2 separate regions of the Homo sapiens genome follow, and region 1 is linked to region 2. A link is a contact called in ENCODE Hi-C or POLR2A ChIA-PET data. All regions are on one chromosome and are shown on one strand. The core of a region is the stretch at or near the end of the contact, and the rest is flanking DNA. Distances in the headings are between cores, read along the strand shown.

Region 1 (5,788 bases), core at 1,373-3,872, 230 kb after region 2:
CAAACACCAACAAACAAAAAATTCTTTGCTGTTGAATGACTGTGTCATTTGACATGTTCTCCCTGAGAACACAGACTATATCTTACTGAGCCATATATCCTCAATGCCAGGTATGATAGCTTGTCTTCAGCAGGTACTCATTAAATATTTTCTAAATTACATTACTGAAACAAACCTCCTCTGAAGAAAGGCATATGGATTAGAAAGTCCGCTCAAATGGCTTCTCTCTATTAAACAATATTTGGGGCCAAACAATATGGGTGACCCTCAGGCTGCATTTCATCAACGTGTTCCCAAAAATGAAAATGACTACCTGTCCTTTGGGAGTTAATTTGCTACTTTAAGAAGCTAATCCCTTTAGCTCTATTCTAAAAGTCAAATCAAATACCTCGGTGTGGGCAGGACACCACATTTATTTTAACCTATGAAACTCTCATGGTTGGTCACCCTTGCAATAGGGCTGACTCTGCCCTGATAGCACACATCTGGCAGGTGGCCCTAAAACAGAGGAACAGGCCTGCTGGCCCCTCCCTTCCAGCCAGGTGTCTCTACCCACAGCCAAACGATGATGGCAAAAACAGAACATTCGAATCCAGAAATGACCCATCTGTTCACAAGTGTATCAATCTGCCTTTCATGCTACCACAGGAGGACGCACCTCTGAGGGTGGGGTGGGTGACTCCCCAGTCCAAGCATCACCCCTTTCTGTCAACCCTCTTCTAAATCACCATTCACAAAGGCCCCTAAATCTCCTGATTTCCATTAAGTTTAAGGACAAAACAGAAAACATCCTGACAGTTTCTTGGCCTCTGGACCAAGCTCAACCTGAAGCTGCACAAAGTCTTGTTGCCTGAGGATGAATAACTCAAGAAACTGTATTGCTGGACTGACTGGCAATCAAGACCCTGAGAAAATTATTTTAAGAAGATTAAGGGCCAGGAGTGCTTGATATTTTGGCTGAGTTCTATGTCTCTCATTTCTTCTGAGTTGTATATTTTCTTTGCCCCACCCTGACCCAATCTTATCTCATCTCTAACACACTCCATGTATAACATTCTATAACTGGCCAATACGGCCGTGGTTTAAAGACTCACTCTGTGTCAGTATATTCTATAAACGTGTTCCTGTATCAGTGGCTAATAACTCAAGGGCAGTGATTGGGAATATAACTTCCAATAATTCAACTCAAACAACAAAGAACATTCTGACAGGTGTTTGGAAAGCATACTTGCTGAACACGATGATGAACAAACAACAACTTTATAAACTTGTATTTGTTGCTGAGATAGCCAGTATCTAACCATGAAAAAGAGTGAGAAAACAGCTCTCAAATCAGTTAAAACCAGTCTTTGACTGCCGAGTTCATGTCTCTTGCATGTTAGATCAAAAACGAAAGGAGGAGGAGTGTCAAAAAATTTAAAAATAAAAGCCATTTTACATGTCAGGCAGTGGAGTACTGAGTGATGACGGCATCCTATAAAATTAAAATATATGATGCCTGTGGGAAAGCCCCGGGTAGGGAGTTGAGGGTACGAGGCTTTGATATCAGTTCTTACCTGAATCACCATATGCAATCTTATGCAACTCATTTAATCTCTCTGGGCTTTACTTTTTCCTTTCCTAAAATGGAAATAGTAATCTCTGCTTCTCTTTAGTTTATAAAAATGTAAATTAAGTCCTTATTACAAAAATCTGCATATATACATATATATAGACAGAGAGAGAGAAAGACACTTAAAGAGGTGAACAATTTAGGAGCAACTGAATATACAATAATGGAATTACAAAGAAGAATGAAACAACAGAAAATATATTTTTAAAAACAATTTTCAGTAAAAAACAAGAAAAAAGATGCATTTAAAAAAAATTGTAAAAGCACTAGAAAAAATCTAATTAGACTTCCAAGGATTAAATTGGCCTTCGTATGGCAACTTTGAAAAAGTAGAAAGTTGGAGGTTAAGGAAAAAAAAGTTACAGTATACGAATGTAAAAATTTTTAATATTTTCAATGAGAATAAGCATTTAGGACTTTTTTAAGTTAGGGAAGACTCTGAAATCCTTGTTCCCATGTTAAAAGTGCACACGCACCAAAAGAGACAGCAGATGCAAACTGCTTTGCAAGTGAAAGTATCACAGGCATATATGGTTTAGGGAAATCTTGGCCACAGATGGACTTAGATCCTCTTTTCCCGATGCACCTTTTTCCTTAGTTATTCATGTCCCTCACCAAGTATTCTTCACCTAAGTATTGTATAGAGCTCACCTAGAGCAAGTTCAACACCGTTCCCCACAAATGCCAATAGTTTGGGCCCAAAGAGACGGGTCCCACCAGCATTAACTGGGGTTCAAGCAGAACCTCTTGTCCAGCCATCAGGGCCCAAGACAGGCTTGACAGCAAGACCAGGTGGCTGGCAACTGGCCAGTGGAGTCCTCCCACCTGGAACAGGGTTAAGTGAGGCTTATTTGGCCAGTCTGACTTGGGTCTGAGAACAAGACAGTTACACATTTTTAGGGTATGAGGGAAAGACCTTTGTTTTTGCTCTGGCTCTGCACACCTGCAAGTGCTCAAGTACACATGTGTGGGGGCGGCAGCAGGAGAAAGGGGACTGTTCCTCTCTTAAAGGGGCAGTCTCTATTCAAATGCAACCACCTCTTTCTTCTAAACCCATCAGTAACTCTGTCTAACACATTCAAGCTAACACTCAGACACAAACTTGGACAGTGAGCCAGTGAAGCTCAAGTCAGGAAGTGGGTTTCTTTATAGCTCTTTCCTCCTGATGTCTTCTAGGTAACCGGTTCTTTTAAGAAGTCACCAGAGATGGGTTAGGTTTGGATTTGGGGGAAGGGGATAAGAATTTTGTTATAAACCAAAGAAAAGGTTTTTCCAGCCACTATAAATGTACAAAGAAAAATCTTCCTAAGTGTGTAGGTAATGAGAAGAAAGAAAGATATGTTCACTGATCAGGGTTAGAAAACAGGACTTTAGAAGTCTGAAGATTATAGTCTTTTCTCAGTAGGATTCTCAACTTGCTCTCTGGAATTTATTTTATCCTAGGGGTTAAGTTTTCCCTGCATGTCAACAATGAGAGAAATCACTAGTTAGGTATAATAGAATCCTTGGAAGGTAGTTGAACTAGATCCTAAGTGATCATTTGCACACCGAATTTTGTAAGCATTTATCCAGCATATAATCTCTGAACACTCCTCAAACGTAGCCAGAGTGTGTTGAATAGCAAAACACAATATTAACAACTGCATGGAGGTAGCGGAACAAGTACTTTTTGTTTCACCATAACGTGATAAGCTGAAAGTGTCCTACCTACGCCTTTAAAGAAAAAAAGAACAGAGAACCTAGCCTTGAGAGGCCTCCATAAGAAACTCCACCGCCTCAGCTCTGAATGTCAAACACCTCCACAGACCTGTGCCCTGTGAGCATCTCCAACAAAGCAAGTCCCATCCTTGTTTCAGAGTTTAAACTTTCACATTCAATCACTCTAGGAGAACTTTCACTCTCATTATCTCTCAGGGAGAGGTGAGTCATACAAAAGACAATAAAGTTTGGGGAGTTACAGTCAACAACATGCATTGAACTCAGAAGCCCATCACGGACTACTGAGAGTGTCGGGACACATGGTCTTGAGTCCTGCCACATGGAAAAGCTGTGCTGGTCTCAACAAGCCATGTTTACAGCTCAGGTCCCTGCAGCTGTCACACTACCTGTTCTACTCAGTTCTCCTGCTTCAGGGAACATAATTGACTGGCTCTACCATGTCCACACCAGCACCCCTCATCCTGGGGACTGCTCCAGCCAGGGACTGAGCACAGTGAGGGCATGCAGGTCCACCCCTGTGAGACACAGAGCTCCTCCAGCAGACGACCTTGACCCAAAGATCCCCTGGGCCCAGCCAAAGTTTTCTTAGAATGGAGCTGCAGTTGAGGGCTCTTTCTACCCAAATCTCCTCCTTCCAGACCTGCAGCATGGTCTGAAGGTTCCGCTGCCTTCTCTTCGCTGCCTTTTTTTCCTTCATAGATGCTCCTTCCGTAAACATCTTGCACATCTAATCATGTCTTGGCACCTGCTTTCCGGCACACTCAAACTAACACAGTATTTTGAATATTTTCTGACATGTGAAAACCCTGAAAGTCATCTTATTTGTTGTTTGCTGTGTAACATTGGGCTAGACCTCCTCCTCTAAAAAGAAAAAAAAAAGTCTCGATTCCCTCATTTATACAATGGGCATAACAGAAACTTCCTCATGTGATATTTGGTGAAGGATTTAAAAAGTCAGTGTATATGAAGGAGTCTAAGCACACAGTAGGAACTTAATACATCTGGGATTGAGCTAAATAATTGAAAAGACCTAATTATTATTAAATGCCTGCTACGCCCCATGACACTGCCAGCAATTACTGCAATTCTATAAGTAAAATGCGTTGTTCCCTGGCCTCAAGGAACTTAGAATTATACTGGAAAAATAAAAGGTTTGGAGAATACTATGGAATGTAGGTGACAGCTAGCACTTAGAGCCTAGCTTCCTGTATACCCAGCACTGCTCCAAGTGCTCTCCATAAACTAATTCATTAGTTCTCACAACAAGCCTATGGTATAGAAACTATTATTACTGCCATTTGCAGATGAGAAAACAGATACAGAGATGTTAGCTTGCCAAAGGTTACACAGCTGCTCACTGGCAGGGCCTGACTCCATGCTCTCAATTCTACAGGGATGGCCCCTGAATGTTGCCCTTGGTAAAACTGCATGGGATGACCACTCTTTCTTGTGTTTAACTTGGACTTCTCTACCTGCAGGCATCCCCAAGTGACTGATGGGGTGCTGATGAGTGCTCCAACCTGCAGGCATCACATGCAAGTCACCTTAGGGAGACAGGAAGGGCAGCGCTTCTCTTGAATGAGCCTCTACAAAGAGCAGCAGCTGCTCACTCTCTGCAGCAGGGGAGGCCGTCCAGAGAAAAGAAAGAAGTGCCAAGGGGGCAAAGGCAGGGTCATCTGGGACACCTGGCAGGGCCTTTCCCAACAGAGGTGATGGGGAGTTTCCGAGGCCTGTTGTTTAAAGGCAATAAAGACTGGTGTGGATGTCTCAGCAGCACGCTGGCTGCATTCTGCTCAGTGGAAACATTTTGCTTCCTCCAAAGGTGGAGCTTCAAACTGGAGACAGAGTGGAATTCCAGAACAGTCACCACCCAATTCCATTATTTGTAGTGAGACTTTATTAAAGAAACAGTGACCCCAAAAATCTAAGACTCAGAGACTCTTCCTCTAAAACAGGCAGTGGGCTATACCCAGAATAGAGGGGTCAACCCGTGAGTCTCCTGGTATCCAAAATCCAGGCACCCTCAAGACCTCAGAGAGTTGTAAACAGCACCAGGGTGCAGGATGTATTGTACAGTATGAATAGATCCCTTCTGTCCAAAGACTGCTTGCAAGGTATTACCGCAGCTGAATCAAGACACTAAGATGCTTCAGCCAGTTGTGGTCTTTGAAAGCCATGACAGAAATAGGCAATCACCACTTTCCACGTTTTTTAAAAGACATTTAGAAAAAAAAAAGTTCATAGTGAGGACGAATCTTTTTACCATGTGATCTTTTTCTACTGGTAGCAGATGATTAAGAAAAATTCATACAAAACTAATTAGATAGGAGGCAGAAACAGTGGAATTACTCACAGGCAATAGAAAAGAGCTTTGCCTCCCAACCAGTTCAAATCTTCCCGGGAATTTTCCTCCTCAGTGCTCCAAAGTATTTTCCCGTCAATCACATAACTGAGCAG
Region 2 (5,799 bases), core at 1,028-3,527:
AAGTGTCACATGTTTCAGAGACATCCTAGTTATTTACATCCAGAAGAGGTTTCACCAGGCACATTATATAGAAGAGCCCACCAAGAAACAGTGAGCTGAAGAGACCTTGCATAGCCAGCTAACACCAGAGACAAAGATCATGTGAGAAACTAGAAGCCAGTTGTGAAAGGGGCACCATCAGCATCACTGGTCCTTGCATTTATAAAGAGGCAATTTAGTTTTTTAATTAGATCAGGTTTTCTGACTAATGAAATAATATCTCTGTACAAACATATACATACACACATGCAGATACCCAATACACAGAAAAAAAAAGAGTTAATTGAAGAATAGGAAAGGAATTTAAGATCACTCAAATCGAGATCTTCAAAATTCAAGTATACATATTTCACTCATAACAGAAACAGGAAGCTGTGAATAAGGAACAGTCATAAAACAAGGAAGATGTCTTTGAAATCAAGATTATAATTGCCATCTACATACAGTTGCTTGCTCTATGTCTCTTTCTCTTTCTCTTTCTTTCTCTCTCTCACTCTGAAACTTCCAAATGTCTTCTATTAACAGGACACTTAATTCCAGGTGATGTATGTATCAAATTAGAATTCTAGCCCTTCTATATAGTCTCAGGTTGTCTGTCATCTCTCCCTGAATGTTTCTGAGTCCCCCACCTGCAGTTCCCTGTGGCTTTTTCAGTGAGAATGTGCCACTCAGCTTTTCTAATGGGGTCTTCTGGTGGCCCTGAGTGATGAGATCACTAAGGAAATACTTTAGTGTTGAGAGACTCGTCCTGGGCCCAAACAAAGCCCACCTTCTGATGTCAGAAGGGGCACTTAGAAGTGAATCAGCACTCTGTCCTATCAGGCTTTCTATTTATGAAGAACAAGAGGTGAATAGCACTGTCCTTGCTGTGCACACTCATATTCCTCTGAAGCCCCTTTGATACAATAACTCAGCTGGTTCTGTCTTCCTCTCAGAGCATGGAATCTCTCCTGCCAATGGGGGGACTGTGTGGTTTGAAAAAGCTCCTGTAGGTGGTTCTGATTCAGAACACCCCACCCATCCAGCACTGGATTGAGAACTAGGGGTCAAAAGGCACACTGAACGGTAGACGTGAGGCTTCCTACGTCTCCTATTTCACAGACTTTATGGAAAAGCAGGTTTGGAAATGAATGAACCCAGGATGAAAATTTAAGTCTCTATAAAATATTTTTCATCTACAAAGAAACAACTTTTTCCTCTACCAAAGTTATTTCAGATACATGTGTCTTCATTATGGTCATCTGGGTATTTGTAAGGAATACCACATCCCTTGCATTTCAGGTGTGTTGTGAATTAAAGATTACATTATTTTCCTTTTATCCTTATCATCTCCAAACCTCCTACACAACAATTGCAAAAGAAGTAATACTGCAAACTCTCAAGTCTGTTGTGAGGATTAATTTACTTAGATTACATAAGATATTTAAAACAATAAAAGGTGCTTAATGTATAAAACCTATTATCATAGTTAACTTTTCTTTTAGTCTTATGGCTACATTGTGTAGTAAATATTGTATAATCTGCATTGCATAGTCATACAAAAATGTCATCTTCACAGTACATTTCTAATAACCTGGAAAGCATTCTGTCATTTTCTTAATATTGGCATGATTCTTGGGTTTGGTTAAAAGGGATTAGAAGAGATTCATTCTCCCCATCTCTACTAAAAATACAAAAAAATTAGCCGGGCCTGGTGGCGGGCGCCTGTAGTCCCAGCTACTTGGGAGGCTGAGGCAGGAGAATGGCGTGAACCTGAGAGGCGGAGCTTGCAGTGAGCCGAGATCACGCCACTGCACTCCAGCCTGGGCGACAGAGCAAGACTCTGTCTCAAAAGAAAAAAAAAAAAAAGAAGAAGAAGAAGAGATTCATTCTGTGTTTGGTCTCTTTTCTCCCCTGTTTGAATTTGTCACAGCCCTTTCCCTATACTGAATCTGATTGCTAGGAAACAGTCCGTTGTGAAATATGTCTCAATGTTACACTTATTTGCAATATATTCAGCTTTACTCCATGCTCTGGCATTGTTCTAATGAGATCAATGTATTGCCAAACTGAGTCACTGGTTCCTTCCCTTCTTCCAAAGAAAACAACGGCAATTCCAAGGAATTCTTTTCTTTGTTAGTTTTTAGCCTCCTATTTCATTTCTATTATAAATAGCATCAATTATCTGATGTGTAGCTGACAGAGAAGTTTGCCTCCCATGAATCATTTCATTCAGCTGATTCGGCAAAACATTTGACCATGAACGTGCATGCGTGTGTGTGTGCACAGACTCCAGTGCCTGAGTTTTCGTATAAACTAGATAAAGTCCATTTGTCTCCAGATTAATGATAAACAAGATTAAGAACACAGTTTCTAAGTTTTGTTTCATTTGGGCCTTCTCGAGCTGCATTTAGCCGATACTAAGTTATAATGACCTTTGGAAAGTTCACAAGTTTCCAGGGGTCCAGGATAGTAATTAGCTCTTAATTGTAAAAACAAGTGCTGCTGAAGAACATAAGGTCATAGGAAAATCAGGAATCAGGACTTTGTACAGAAAAAAAAAAGTGAATAAAATAATGTTTATTCATTTATGAATCACTCAGTCATGATTTTCTTTTTATAATATCATCGAAAGAAATAAAATGCCTTGTGTTTAAATTTTCACTATGCTTGTATTTCAGCCTCATCAAGAGATACTACCCCTGATCTTTTCATTTCACTTTCCTCGGGTCTGCCTAAACTCAGTGTCTCTCCTAGAAAACCACCCAACTCATGAAAAACTGTTTGTAAGAAAATGTTCTCAACACAAAGAAATAATAAAGGTTTGAGATGATAAATATGCTAATTACCCTGATCTGATCACTATACATGATATGTATGAAAACATCACTATGTACCTTGTAAAATTATTATACGTCAATTAAAAAAAGGGAAAATGTGTTGTGCTTAATTATAATAAGAAAATTTAAACAGATTGATGAGAATTCAAAGTTTTCACTGATGTGAATATTAGTTAACAGGAAAAAAGAACTCATAAAAACTGTTCCATACTTGTTTTACCCCAAAATGTTAATCCATGCTGTTATAGATACCCTGTGAGACACACAAATGCTTTTCCAACTCATTGATTTCAAATCAAAGGGCAAAATATACATTAGTAATGATGATATGCCAAAACGCTCCTTAATGTGAACATCAGTATTTACGTTTTAATGTCAGTTACAAAGATCCCTGGGCGGGCGCGGTGGCTCACACCTGTAATTCCAGCACTTTCGAAGGCCGAGGCTGGTGGATCATGAGGTCAGGAGATCGAGACCATCCTGGCTAACACAGTGAAACCCCGTCTCTACTAAAAATACAAAAAATTAGCCGGGCTTGGTCGTGGGTGCCTGTAGTCTCAGCTACTTGGGAGGCTGAGACAGGAGAATGGTGTGAACCCGGGAGGCGGAGCTTGCAGTGAGCTGAGACAGCGCCACTGCACTCCAGCCTGGGCAACAGAGCGAGACTCCGTCTCAAAAAAAAAAAAAAAAAAAAAAAAAAAAAAATCCCTAAGCAGAGATTTGGGATCCTTTATATTCATGAATCTTTAATTCAGGAGTTCAAGATACCACAAACCGGCCGAGTGTGGTGGCTCATGCCGGTAATCCCAGCACTTTGGAAGGCCAATGCAGGTGGATCACTAGAGCCCTGGAGTTAGCCTGGGCAACATGGGGAAACCCCCCGTCCCTACAAAAAACTACAAAAGTTAGCCAGGCGTGATGGCATACGCCTGTAGTCCCGGCTACTCAGGAGGCTGGGAGGACGGCTTGAGTCCAGAAGGTGGAGGTTATAGTAAGCCGTGAACATGCCACTGCACTCCAGCACGTGCAACAGAGCAAGACCCTCTCCTCTTCCTCTCTCACAAAAAAAAAAAAAGAAATCACAGAACTATATTACTGCATATTTGTTTGTGTACAATTTACTTTTAATGTGACAACTTCTAGTTTCCCAATAAACTGAAATCCTACACTGAAAAAATAAATCCAGTAACTCACAATTATGTGTTTTGGCTGGCCAAGCATGTTTATCATTTTAAAATAAAATACAGTGTTGCAAAAACAGTTGTAGTAGCTTGGCAATTGTGTTTCAGTACTGTAATGCATGGGTATCAGAAGAGATTGGGCAGATTTCAGCACATTAAGTTACATTTTATTATAGTTCATTACATTTAAGAAAAAATTAACTGAAAATGCCATTTTTCTTGTTATCAGCATGGAAAGGCCTCAGTATAATAAGTACCATGAATTGATTTATTGAGCACTTACCATGTGCCAGTCAATTGACACTGTTGTCACGTAGTCTTTTAACATGCCTGTGGAGTAGACAGATTATTTTTATTTACATTTATAGATGAAAGTGAGTTTTGGAGAGGTAAGGTAACTGTACTCAAGTTAAAAAAGAAGAAAAAAGGTAGTAAGTATAGTAAGTAGAGGTTCTGAGAATGAAACCCAGCTGCATATGATTCCTTAGACTATGATAACTTCTCTGCTATTGTCATTTGCACAAGCTGGCTAAAAATAAACAAATAAAAGGAGCAAAACTAAAACAAAGAGATCCCATGCACACAAGATGTGCACATAGACTCCTATACCTAAGGAATCATCATACACTAAAAGCTCATATGTTTCCAGGTATTTTTCCTGAAGAGTTGATGGAAATGTATCCTTTGAAGGGTATAATGTGCCACCAATCCTTACCATTCTCCTCCCTCCCATTGCTCTAGTGTCTTGTGTTTTGAGGTGAGTATCCTGAACCAGACCTCTGAGTAGCTGAGTCTGTAGGTAAAACACACATTCATATCATGGACCCTAAGGAGGCTGTGTGCAAATGTACCCTTTCATTTACACGCTAGATCAAAGGCTGTAAACATCATTCCTGAAGACGCATGTGATCATCTTAGCAATGCTGACGTGTACAAATGTGGATGAAGATCAAATTTGCTTAGAGTTGTCTTTCTTTAGCTATTTCTCTTTTAAAACCTATGCTTGGAGTTTTAAAAGAGTTCAAAGCAAAAGTTAAACAATTTTATACCAGCTCTCATCCAAGATAAGACCAGTAGCATCACCAACACAATCAAAATGGTCCCAAGCAATGTTCCATTTGAGAATTCTTTTACCACAAACTTTTAACCCTCATGTACTTCAGAGGAAAACATTTTGTTTATGCTTATTTCAGCAAACGTTACTGAGTAAAACTGATGGGCTCTTTAAGTTGTTTCACAAGGTTTGATTTTAAATCAAGATGCTATAAATTAAGAAGGCTTTTAAAAATTCAACTTTCTAAAGATGTCAAATTTTACTGGGTATGTTTAAAATCAAAGGAAATGTTCTAAATAATATTTCAACTTGCAAAAGATGTTCAACTAAAAACCTGATGGAAAATAGCCAAGCATGGACAGCTTTACAGTAGAGGGGAGATGAGGCAGGGCTTGTCAGGACTAAATGAGCTATGAAAATCATTCCAATGTGGGTTCCAATAATGGCTGCACAATTGCCTTCTATGAGACCTCTGCTCTTCATTGACTCAGAGGTCAACTTTTAAGAATGTATAGAAGATTAAATTGAGATAAGATATGTAAAATGCCTGGCACATCGATCACATGGATGTATAAATTAAATGTACTACTATGACCAATTAGAGTTCTAGACCAATAGAAAGTGTGATACTAAAACATACAAATTGGAGGGTAGCACATAAGAGTTCAGCTGCTGCTTTCGACAGTTTTTAGCATGCTGCTCAGGA

What was found. Hi-C counts contacts between places; a loop is a spot of excess contacts on that map. ChIA-PET counts read pairs that join two places held with the same protein, here RNA polymerase II (POLR2A). Pooled maps may share reads with other maps.
Region 1: a pooled map shows a loop between it and region 2 (2.7-fold over the local background). The contact joins two enhancer-like sites. A Hi-C loop is called at or near these places in 8 of 50 pooled maps. POLR2A ChIA-PET finds 5 or more read pairs at or near these places in 2 of 52 experiments (GM12878 and activated CD8-positive, alpha-beta T cell).

The regions. Positions count from the first base shown.
Region 1 is chr11:128,468,834-128,474,621 of GRCh38, forward strand. The region is part of intron 8 of ETS1 (ETS proto-oncogene 1, transcription factor); the gene reads right to left. Among named protein-coding and RNA genes, the nearest start is that of MIR6090, 51 kb to the right of the region's middle. RefSeq lists enhancers at 711-870, 1,341-1,390, 1,401-1,500, 2,319-2,438, 3,441-3,735 and 1 more. Within about 2 kb of position 2,623, at least 13 of the 41 ENCODE cell types and tissues checked have a DNase peak (open chromatin) inside an H3K27ac peak, as active enhancers do.
Region 2 is chr11:128,238,579-128,244,377 of GRCh38, forward strand. It overlaps LINC02098 (long intergenic non-protein coding RNA 2098), which reads left to right. Exons shown (of 4, transcript NR_146647.1): 4 at 2,700-2,863. Among named protein-coding and RNA genes, the nearest start is that of LINC02098, 33 kb to the left of the region's middle. Within about 2 kb of position 2,278, at least 2 of the 41 ENCODE cell types and tissues checked have a DNase peak (open chromatin) inside an H3K27ac peak, as active enhancers do.